Regions from separate parts of the Homo sapiens genome. Here region 1 is linked to region 2. The links are chromatin loops, found by intact Hi-C in ENCODE. Cell type or tissue: Panc1. All regions are shown on one strand.

The links. Hi-C counts contacts between places; a loop is a spot of excess contacts. Peaks named below come from ENCODE experiments on the same cell type or tissue, not always from the same donor. Only the 100,000 strongest peaks of a DNase experiment are listed, where the experiment ranks them.
Region 1: it touches region 2 in a loop (8-fold over the local background); 16 of 110 quality-filtered maps call a loop at or near these places.

The regions. Positions count from the first base shown.
Region 1 is chrX:74,284,993-74,289,992 of GRCh38, reverse strand. The region is part of intron 1 of FTX (FTX transcript, XIST regulator); the gene reads left to right. It overlaps MIR545 (microRNA 545), which reads left to right and starts at 2,784; the gene lies at 2,784-2,889. MIR374A (microRNA 374a) reads left to right here and starts at 2,636; the gene lies at 2,636-2,707. LOC124905199 (a long non-coding RNA gene) reads left to right here. Exons shown (of 2, transcript XR_007068266.1): 2 at 1-2,128. In Panc1, no CTCF peak of the experiment used is centred here; no DNase peak of the experiment used is centred here; H3K4me3 peaks cover 473 bases; H3K27ac peaks cover 2,887 bases.
Region 2 is chrX:74,532,941-74,537,940 of GRCh38, reverse strand. SLC16A2 (solute carrier family 16 member 2) reads right to left here. Exons shown (of 6, transcript NM_006517.5): 6 at 4,025-5,000. Among named protein-coding and RNA genes, the nearest start is that of RLIM, 79 kb to the left of the region's middle. In Panc1, CTCF peaks have their summits at 2,243 and 2,448; no DNase peak of the experiment used is centred here; H3K4me3 peaks cover 1,972 bases; H3K27ac peaks cover 805 bases.

The DNA of each region.
Region 1 (5,000 bases), 250 kb after region 2:
ATTTTGTGATTTTTATTCTATTGTTTAAATTTGAATAGCTCCCTCAGTCTAGAAATTTGGTAAATATTGTAACTTTGCCTGAGGGTAACTATCAAGCATGGGAGAAAAAACATCCATGATTTTACCACCCAGAGATAACTATTGTTAATACATTTATTCACTTCATTCTCTGCATTTTTCTTTGCAGTTGATAATATATGTGTACTATTTTATATTGTGTTTTGTTTTTAACATTATAACATGCGCATGTCCATGTTAAACATTCTTTGTAATTGTCATTGTTTCATGATGTTCTGTTGTATGGAAGTATTTTACAGATTTTCAGTATTTTAAATTATGTAATGAATATCTTTTCATTTGGTTTTTATTATTTATTTTGGGTTGTTTATCGAAGAGACTTCTAGAATTAGTTATTTGTCAAAAGATTTGAACATTATAAAGAATTGGCATATTTACTTTTCAAAAAATTAATGTCAGTTTTTGTACCCAGTCATTTAGGTACTTATAAAAAATGTTTTTGCTTTTTTTTTTTTTGCTGACTCCATATGTAAATGAATGAATGATATCTCTGTGGGGTTTTTTTGTTTTTGTTTTTTTCTGAGACAGGCTCTCCCCCTGTCGCCTAGGCTGGAGTACAGTGGCGTGATCATGGCTCACTGAAGCCTCAACTTCCAGGGCTCCAGAGATCCTCCTACCTCAGCCTCCTGAGTAGCGGGAGTACAGGTGTGTGCCACCATGTCCAGCTAATTTTTAAATTTTTTTGTAGAGATGGAGTTTTGCCATGTTGCTCAGGCTTGTCTTGAACTCCTGGGCTCAAGTGATTTTCCCACCCCGGCTTCCCAAAATGCTGGGATTACAGGGGTGAGCCACCATACCTGGCCGATATCTTTGTTTTGTGATACAGTTCTCTGATTATTAGTGAGGCTGGACTTTTAGATCTTAATTACTAGCTCTTATTTCCTTTTGTGAATTATTCAATTTGTGCCTGAATGTTATTTGTAAGTTGCAAATGTCGTTTGTTGCAGATATGCTCCCAGTAATATTTGTTGCCATTGAGTCTGAAGAAATGTTTGCAATTCCAAATATAACTGCTGTGTGGATACATGTCTGGTTCTTGGTAGCCATTTTGAGATAACATTTGTCTGACCTCTATCTTATTTTTGTTTTTATTTTTAGAGTGGAGGTCTTGCCCAGGCTGGTCTCGAACTCCTGGGCTCAAGCAATCTTTCTGCCTCCGCCTCCCAAAGTGCTGGGATTACAGGCATAAGCCACCTTACCCAGCCTTGTCTGACCTTTAAACAGAAATCCATTTCTTTTTATCTAAAAGGAAAGCACTTTTGAGTACTGTACAACAGTGGTGCTTCCTGGCTCTGGGCATGGGGAGAAGACAGGGCAACATTTTGTCCCTAATGAGAAACTAATTTAGACAAGAAACAAAACAGCGGTCCCTTCTCCCCCATCCATTCAGGGACTGGTCTTATTTTAAATATTTCTGAGTGGTCTGAGGGAGGATATGGGCAATATTGAAGTGTCCACATTTATACATACTGTTAAATGCTTTGGGGATGTGAAATGCTAATAGGAACACGCTAGCATGTGAGAAGGCACCAGGAGTGGGCTAATTGGCAGAAAGGAACAGTGTATAGGCAAGAGCAGTGAAATAACTTTAGGGGAAAATAGTATGTTAAGCTTATTAAATAACAGCCTCATAGAGACATTGGGTCCCAAAACAGTGATCTCAGTATAACTGTCAACAACTTGCTGATGTTATCAGCCCTATTTGCTGGTCAGAGACAAAAAAGCCAGTAAAAACCTAGGTATTATTAAGAAAGGTATGAGGCACAGAAAAATGCCATCTTATCTTTGTATAAAACCATCTGAACCAAATAACTATTACAGTAATAATCTTGCCTCAAGGAGTCTGTTACTATCACTCACATGATTTTGAAAAGGGAGTGGGCAGAGTGTGTTATCTCTCTGTTTCATTTTTCTTGTTTATAATACATAGGTGAATTAGATATTCTCAAAGGTCTTGGAGGGGTCTAATTCTGGTTTCCTGAAACTGAATGTTATTTCTAGTTTAGAGAATCTGTTTAATTATGTTTATTAAATAAACTTTTCTAACTTATTCCTACTCTGATCTGTATATTATCTATTTTGTATTTAATAACATTCTAACTTTTTTTTTCCAGTGAAGGATGAGGATTATTGGATTTAGAAGTGCCAAATGAGCTATTACTTACTGCTTTTTGCTATCCGGTTACACTGGGTTAATCCAGTTAGTTGTAAGCTCCCATTTTTCAGCATTTTGCTAGCTGTAGATATTAAACCAGGCTCATGTGGGTAGTAGGGTGGGGAGGTTAAGAGGAGTATAAGCAAAAAGGAAAAAAAAAAGCTCATATTTTAGAGGAGGGGATTGAGAAGTTCCTTTATTGGAAGTCTGTGCATGGAAGTCCCATTTTACATCATGCCAGTGTCTAGTTCCCAATTCCGTCTATGGCCACGGGTTAGGGAAAGCCTGAATATTTGAAATAACCGAAAAGCATTTAACCTTTGATTTCTATAATTTGTTCCTCACCTCTCTTGATGTTACAGCCAGCAGCAGCCTGGAGCAGCACCCCCTGGGAAGAAATTTTACATCGGCCATTATAATACAACCTGATAAGTGTTATAGCACTTATCAGATTGTATTGTAATTGTCTGTGTATATGCCTGTCTCTCTTCCTGTTATCAGTTAGACTGTGAGCTCCTTGAGGGCAAGGAAGGTGTCTTCATCTCCAGAGCCCAGCCTGGCACATTAGTAGGCCTCAGTAAATGTTTATTAGATGAATAAATGAATGACTCATCAGCAAACATTTATTGTGTGCCTGCTAAAGTGAGCTCCACAGGCTCTGGATTGTCAGCTGTTTCTTCAAAAAGCATGTGGTCAGAAATTTGATATTTCTGTATATATCTTCCTAAGAGTTTCTCATGAGACAATGCCATTTTTGTGTTTGGATTTCAGTCCTTGATATTTACAGATGTTGCAACTGTTGCTATTGCTGACACTTGCTTTCTTGGTGGGACTTGAGTGATAACTGTTAGATTGGGGCCTCATCCTCAGGGCCCAGGTAATCATCCAAATAGTATTCTTAGATAGGACTTTGCATTTTTCTTTCTTTTTTTTTTTTTTTTAAGGGACAGGTTCTCACTCTGTTGCCCAGGCTGGAGTGCAATGGTGCGAACACGGGTCACTGCAGCCTCGAACTCCTAGGCTCAGGTGATCTTCCACCTCAGCATTCTGAGTTAGGACTATAGGTGTGTGCCACCACCCCTGGCTAATGTTTGTATTTTTCGTAGAGAAGGGGTCTCGTTATGGTGCCCAGGCTGTTCTTGAACTCCTGGACTCAAGCGATCTACCTCCCTCAGCCTCCCAGAGTGCTGGGATTACAGGTGTGAGCCACTGCACCCAACCAGACTCCATATTCTAAACCAAGGGTGGGCAAACTTTATTGCCCATGGGCTACCTGTTTTTGTAAATACCATTCTATATTGGAACACAGCCATGTTCATTCATCGATGTTTTACCTGGGGCCGCTTTTGCGGCCCAGTGGCACAATTAAGTAGCTATTAGGTTGGTGCAAAAGTAGTTGCTGTTTTTGCCATTAAATATATTGGAGACATTGTGGCCCACAAAGCCTTTGTAGAAAAAGATCTGTGCCCACTCTGGATCATCACTCGACAGTGATGGTTTCATTTCTCATTCCATTCACCAGACCAGAAATTCATATTTATTTACTTCATTTGTCATTGCTTGTGACAAGTCTTTTTCCTCTTTTACAGATAAGCCAGCTAAGACATGTTTTAAAGTAGAAGATTATAAGACCTCCCCCAGGGTCCTGCAGTCAGTCAGTTATACCCTGCCCTTCAACATCAAGCTTTGAACCTCTACTCTAGAAATACCTTTTATTATATTCAAACTTGAAGCACGTGGACATAGCATGCTTTGGTGCCTTCGTCCTTGCCCCCCTCCTTCCTACACAGTTCTTTGCAATGAGAATATGGGAAATAAGGACTTAATGTGAGATAAGGCAGAAAGGTAAGCTGAGGCAAATGTTTAGAGGGTCCCTAACACTAATTTTTAAATGAAGAAGTGGGGTGTCTGAAATACTCATTTATTTAGATGTATACAGATAGTGAGCCTAGACTTCCAAGAGCTTAGAGCCCCTCCCCTTGTGCCTCCCCAACTTTACATGTACTATCTTGGTAACCTGCCTATGAATACATGTTGATTCATTTCACTTCATTAAAAAGTCGGAGAGCTCAAAGTCATATTTGAGAAAGCTAAATCTAAAACAAAATGGAGGAAACACTGAATAGGTTCATCTCGTTGGATAGGATCATCCTAGGAATAAAATATAATAGAAGGAAAGGTCTTACAGCCATATTTTTAAAGCTGCTTGCTGGATTTTTCCCAAAATTGTATTGTGAAAGTTGTCAAACATACATACAGAAAAGTTGAAAGAATTGTACGGTGAAAAGCCATGTACCCAACACCTAGATTTTATAATTAACATTTAACTATACAGTCATGTGTTGCTTAAAGACAGGATATGTTCTGAGTAATGGATCATTAAGTCATTTTGTTGTTGTGTGAACATCATAGGGGAGTGTACTTATACAAACCTAGATGGTATAGCTTACTACACACCTAGGCTATATGGTATAGCCTATTCCTCCTAGGCTACAAACCTGTACAGCATGTTGCTGTATTGAATACTGTAGGCATTTGGAATACAGTGGTAAGTATTTGTATATCCAAACATATCTAACATAGAAAAGGTACAGTAAAAACGTGGTGTTATTATCTTATGGGACCACCATTGTATATGCGCCTGTGACTGAAATGTTACTATAAGATTCAGGACTGTTTGTGTTATCACAGTAACTCATCTTTGTTGAATAGGTTTTAAAAATCTGTCTGTCTTCTGTGTTAATGTCATCTGTATCTGACCCATCAT
Region 2 (5,000 bases):
CAAGGGAGGAGCAGGTGCTGACTCCAGGAGCAGCAAGCAGGCTTTCTGAAGTCAGGGAAAATGAGAGATTTGCTCACTTCCCTACTTTCTGTGAAGTGGGGTGGAAAGGGCCTTGCAGAAGCGTTCAAAACCCACATTCAGTTCCCCCCGGTCCTCAATTCCCCCAACTATAACCCGGCTTAAGAGCAGTTGCCTCCCACGGTTGGGGGGAGGGCCAATTGTGATGAGGGATATAGGAGCAACTGTGAACTGTAATTCGTCCACGCACAGGTGTTTGGAGATTTCTCAAGGCTTTGTTTTGTTTTGTTTTGTTTTGTTTTTTGCGGGGTCGAGGGGTGGTCTATGTCCAGATATGCTGCGGGGAAGGATGAAAGGAGTGTGGGAGGAGGTGGCAAATGCGGCAGGGAGCTGGAAGACCCCAGACTGACAGGAGGAAACTCTGCCTTTGCAAGGCCTTAAGGCAGAAGGATCTGCGAGGCTGCCCGCCTCCCAGGAGACTCCACCTTAAGGGACGGAGGGTGTATGTGAAAGTTGGGGGGAGAAGTGAAGGTAGTTGTCCTCTCCTTCACCCCCCACTAGGCAAGCGCAGAAGGAAGCAGGTCGGTGGAGACTAGGGTAGAGGAGTGTAGGAGAGGAGCAAACTGAGGAGGGCGGCTCTTCGAGTCAATCTGGTCCTTCTCACCACTCTTGAGGCTCCGTCCAGGCTTGGAGGAGGGTTCTCAAGCCTAGGAAATCCCGCGTGCTCCCCTGTGTGATCGGGAACTGTGAGATGGGGGAGTAGGCCTGAGCTGGGAGCTCCCACCAGCATGGTTGATTCCCCGGAGTTCTGAAAGAGTTTTTATGGAGACTGGGGGAAGGGGCGCTTGAAGGGTGGGCCAAGTCTTTGGCAGAAAGCAGCCCCACTGGGCTGACCCACTGTGTGGAGGAGGAGGCCCCGTAGGGCCCTCCCGGGTTGGAGGTTGCAGAGGAGGGCGGAGGAGGATTGCTGCCCCGGGCGGGAGCGCTTCCTGGCGGCCGAACCCGCCCTCAGTCTCCGCATCCTGGCGGGCCTCGAGTCTGGGCTCCTGTAGGTCTTTCGCTAGCAGCCGCCTGATCCCGCTCTTGGGACGCTAGGGACGAGGCCGGTCGGGAGAGAATAGGGGGCCGCCGATTGTAAAAGATCCTCGACAGGCCCAGCCCGGATCACCTCGAGGGCTCCGGACCGAGCGCTGGGGGTGGGGCGCCGTCGCCGCTACGGCCCCTGGTGTCGGTGGAGCGAGCAGGGAGGTAGAGGGCGGGGGATCGAGGAGGAGCTGAGCTCGGACACGCAGCAGCTGCTGTCTATCCGTCTGGCTTGCTGGCAGTTGGCAGGGCCCGAGGCTAGGTCTTCCCGCCCCCTTTCCCTAGGCGGGAAGGGCGGTTGTCATGGGTGGGCGGATTCCCGTCTGAATAGCAGGGGAAGATGCATTTCCGTGGCGCGGCTCCCGGGTTATTACCCCTCCCAAATGGGGAAATGGATGGAGACCCGCGGCGGGGGAGGAGCCAACCCCACTCTCCGCGTCCCCGCCCAAGGTGGCCGGAGGCCAGCGGCAGGACCAGGAGCGACCGCCAGGGCCAAATCCACCCCCAGGCAGTCCCAGAGTGTGGAGTGGGCATGGGGACCTGGCGGGAAATAGTGTCGATTAGCACCCCCAGGCCCGGATGCCAGGGCCCAGTCGTGGCGAGGTCAGTGAAGGGTGGGTGTGTGGTGGGAAAGGAGAGTAGAAGTGCAACCTTCTTTTCCCCTCCCCTGGCATTCCAGTGTATTAACATTTGGCAGGTGGGCTCGGCGCGGTCTCTGCGGTGACGAGAGTTGGGGAAAGATGCTCCCAAGTGTAGTCCCCGGTCTCCGCGGGGGGGCCACAGGCTCTGGCAGGAGTGAGGGAACGAGGAGGCCCACGACAGGTGCTGTCTGTCCGCTGCTCTGACAGGCCCGGGCGGGAATGCGGCCCGGCCCAGTACTGCTCTCCCCACCCACTCAGCTGGACGCGGACTCTGACACTTGTTAGTGTGAGCAATCGACTAATTTTATCCGGCTGGGGCTCAGCAGGAAACCAATGCCGAGGCGCGGGTAGTTCTTCCGGGCGACTCTCGCCCCCGGGAGGATAGTCGTGGGGAGAGGAAGAGGGGTTGGGGGTGGGATTCCTGCCGCCTCCATTTCACTGGGGGCGTGGTGGCTCCTGATCTGCCTCAGAGAGGACCGAATTTTGGCGCTAAGGTCGGTACTCTCTGGGTACTGGCGCCCAGAGAAGAAAAGGGTATCTTGGAAGTTAGGTAGTACAAACTCTTTGTGTTCTTCTGGTTTTTTTCTACTTATGTTCCTTTCATTCCTGAAGTTCCCGGATTCTAGCAGAGTGTCTGACACGCAGCAGGTCTCTAGAAAAGACTGCTTAAATGACTTGAAAACCAGGCATAGAACTTTGCGCTTGGTGACCGCTAGAGAGAGCTGAAAGGCAGGAATCAAAGGGGCTTTGAAGCATAGCCTCCTGAACCCCTGCAGGATTTGGGTATCTAATCCCTTTCCTTGTGCCTCTGCAGTCTCTGCTGCATTTCAGCTTATTAGAATTTCTGAACTTGCTTCAAGGGCTCTTATTCTACCCGTCACCCACACTATCTAGGCGCCAGCTATGAGACACTAGGGATTTGTAATCCTTGTCAGCTGGCCTGCACTGCTACTGTGGAGAAGTGGCAGGGAGCTGCTGGCCGCCTTTTCAGACGTGAAAAGACCCTAGAGGAGAGCATATGCTCGTAAAAATTATGGGATTCCACAGCTTTGAAATCTAATAATCCTGGGTGATCAAACACAGACTGGACCCTTGGGGCTGCTGGGGAAGGGGCTAGGGGAGCGGGGCAGACCTTAGGTGGGAGAGCCTGGGGCCCTGCAATGGGACAGAGTAATTAGCCTCAGTGGGAGGAGATGAGGAAGCCAGCCTGAGGGTGTCTACACTGAGTCTGAGGAGAAACAATAGCCAAGAGCTGGGTGGTAAACCACCTTCTTCCAACCGGAAACCAGTCACTTCTCTTTGCCCCTGCCCTGCCCAGTATGTGGCCATTTGGAGATGGATTTTTTTTGTACCTCTTGAGTTGCTGGGGGTGGAGGGACAGTAGGTGAAACCAGGTCTCCAAGCCAAGATTGCATGGTCTGGAGTGACTGGGAGACAGAATACCAAAAGTATGTGTCAGTTGCGGGTGAGAGTAATCATGAAGACATGGGGTATGCTAAAAGTTAAACTTTGCTAAACTTTCATTTTTGCTCAGAGCTGGTCCTGCTGACACACTTATGGAAATGGGTTTGGTACACAGTTGTTGAATGAAGTGGGCAAGTCATTTATCCCTCCTAGGGCCAGTTTCTTCATCTGTAAAACCAGGGGTGTAAACTGTACTGGAAGTCAATGACATGAGTTCAAGTCTCATCTTGCTCTGTCACTGATGAACTGTGTGAACCTACTGCAGTCTCTTCCTACCTCTAGGCCTCAGTCTCTCCACTTAAATTCAATGCACAGGATGGACAAGGGAGACTCTAAGGTTACTCTCAGCTTTGTCATTCTTATAGGTCTGTCTCCTGCATCATCCTTAATTCCAGGCTCTGTCACTGCCAGGCTGTGTCAGCCAGCCATATAAGTCCCTTTAGGTTCCCCATCAATAACATAAGGGAGAGGGAAGGAGAGCTGAATTGGATTATTATTAATGCCAGTTTTCAATATGGCACATTTGTAGCAAGGCTGTGGCCTTGGTGGGGCCTCCATTCCAACTCAGCAAGTAACCACATTCTCATTTTGTGAAGTAACCACTTTTCCACTTCAGAGCTTGTTTAAAAATCCAATCTCAAATAGTCAACCAACTCCAAACCCCTATATAGCTCTTTTTCTAATGTCTGCTCTCACAGAGAGCATAGAACCTGGCAGAAATTTGATTTGAAAGGAGACTTCAGCTCTGAAGTCAAACTTTCTGCTATTAATCAGGTTAAGACTATTTCTTCCTTGTAGGCAACATACATACCCAAACCAAATTTTTAGATCTGTTTATTTTGTTCCAAACTCCTTGAGGATTTAAATGTCCCATGTCTTGAGCTCTGAAATTTTGTTCGTTCTAGATTTAACTGTGGTGCATAAGAGGCTGCATCCTACTCTAAATATTAATACTGTGCTGCTTTTGCCAATCAACATTCTCTCCAAAAGCACACAAGCTCACATGTGCACAACCACATGTGTGGAAGAAGTAAATTGATATCCCACCATATTATGTGACATCTGAATGGGCAGATTTGGGACCTATGAATGTCTTCCCTTCATCTGGAGAGAAGTGGGCGACTGCCTGATTCTTAAGAGCCATCTGCATCTTAAGCAACAAAAGAGGTCCTACAGAACCACCCTCTGGTGACTTGGTGAGAGTGAGGTGGGGAGAAATGGAAGCAGGGGCATTGTTGCTCCAGTATTTTCAGTGGTCTCTCCTGGGAGTTACAGGGCTCCTAGGGCCCAGATTCTCCTGTTCCACTACTGTTAGAACTGACAGGATAGTAACTAGGCCCTTTCTAGGGCCCCTTCCTACCCACAGAGCTAAGAACCAGTGGGTTTTCCTTTGGGGAGTTGATAAGAGCTGGACTGGGACCAGCGGAGGGGGCTCAGGACTTTGGCCTTGAATGAAATCATTGGAGGCCAACCATGCCCCAGCTGCCTGTTTGTAACGGAAAATCATGAGTGGGAACTATTGTCTTCTTTGGAGCCCCTCAGGACAACCTCATCCTCCTGGCCCGGGGATGACCCTGCCTTAAGGTGGCAAGTTACTGTTGGCTCCAAGTGACAGCCAGGAATGCCTGGCAAAAAGATGATGAAAGGGTGGGTGACAGGAACACAATAGACAAAGGCTCAGAGAGGAGAAAAAGAGACACAAAGAGGCAGAGTGAGGAGAGAGGCTGAGCTCCTAATGAGGTGAGCTGTGCTAACTGAACACAGCCTGGCAGTGCCCTCTGCCCCTAGCCAGGG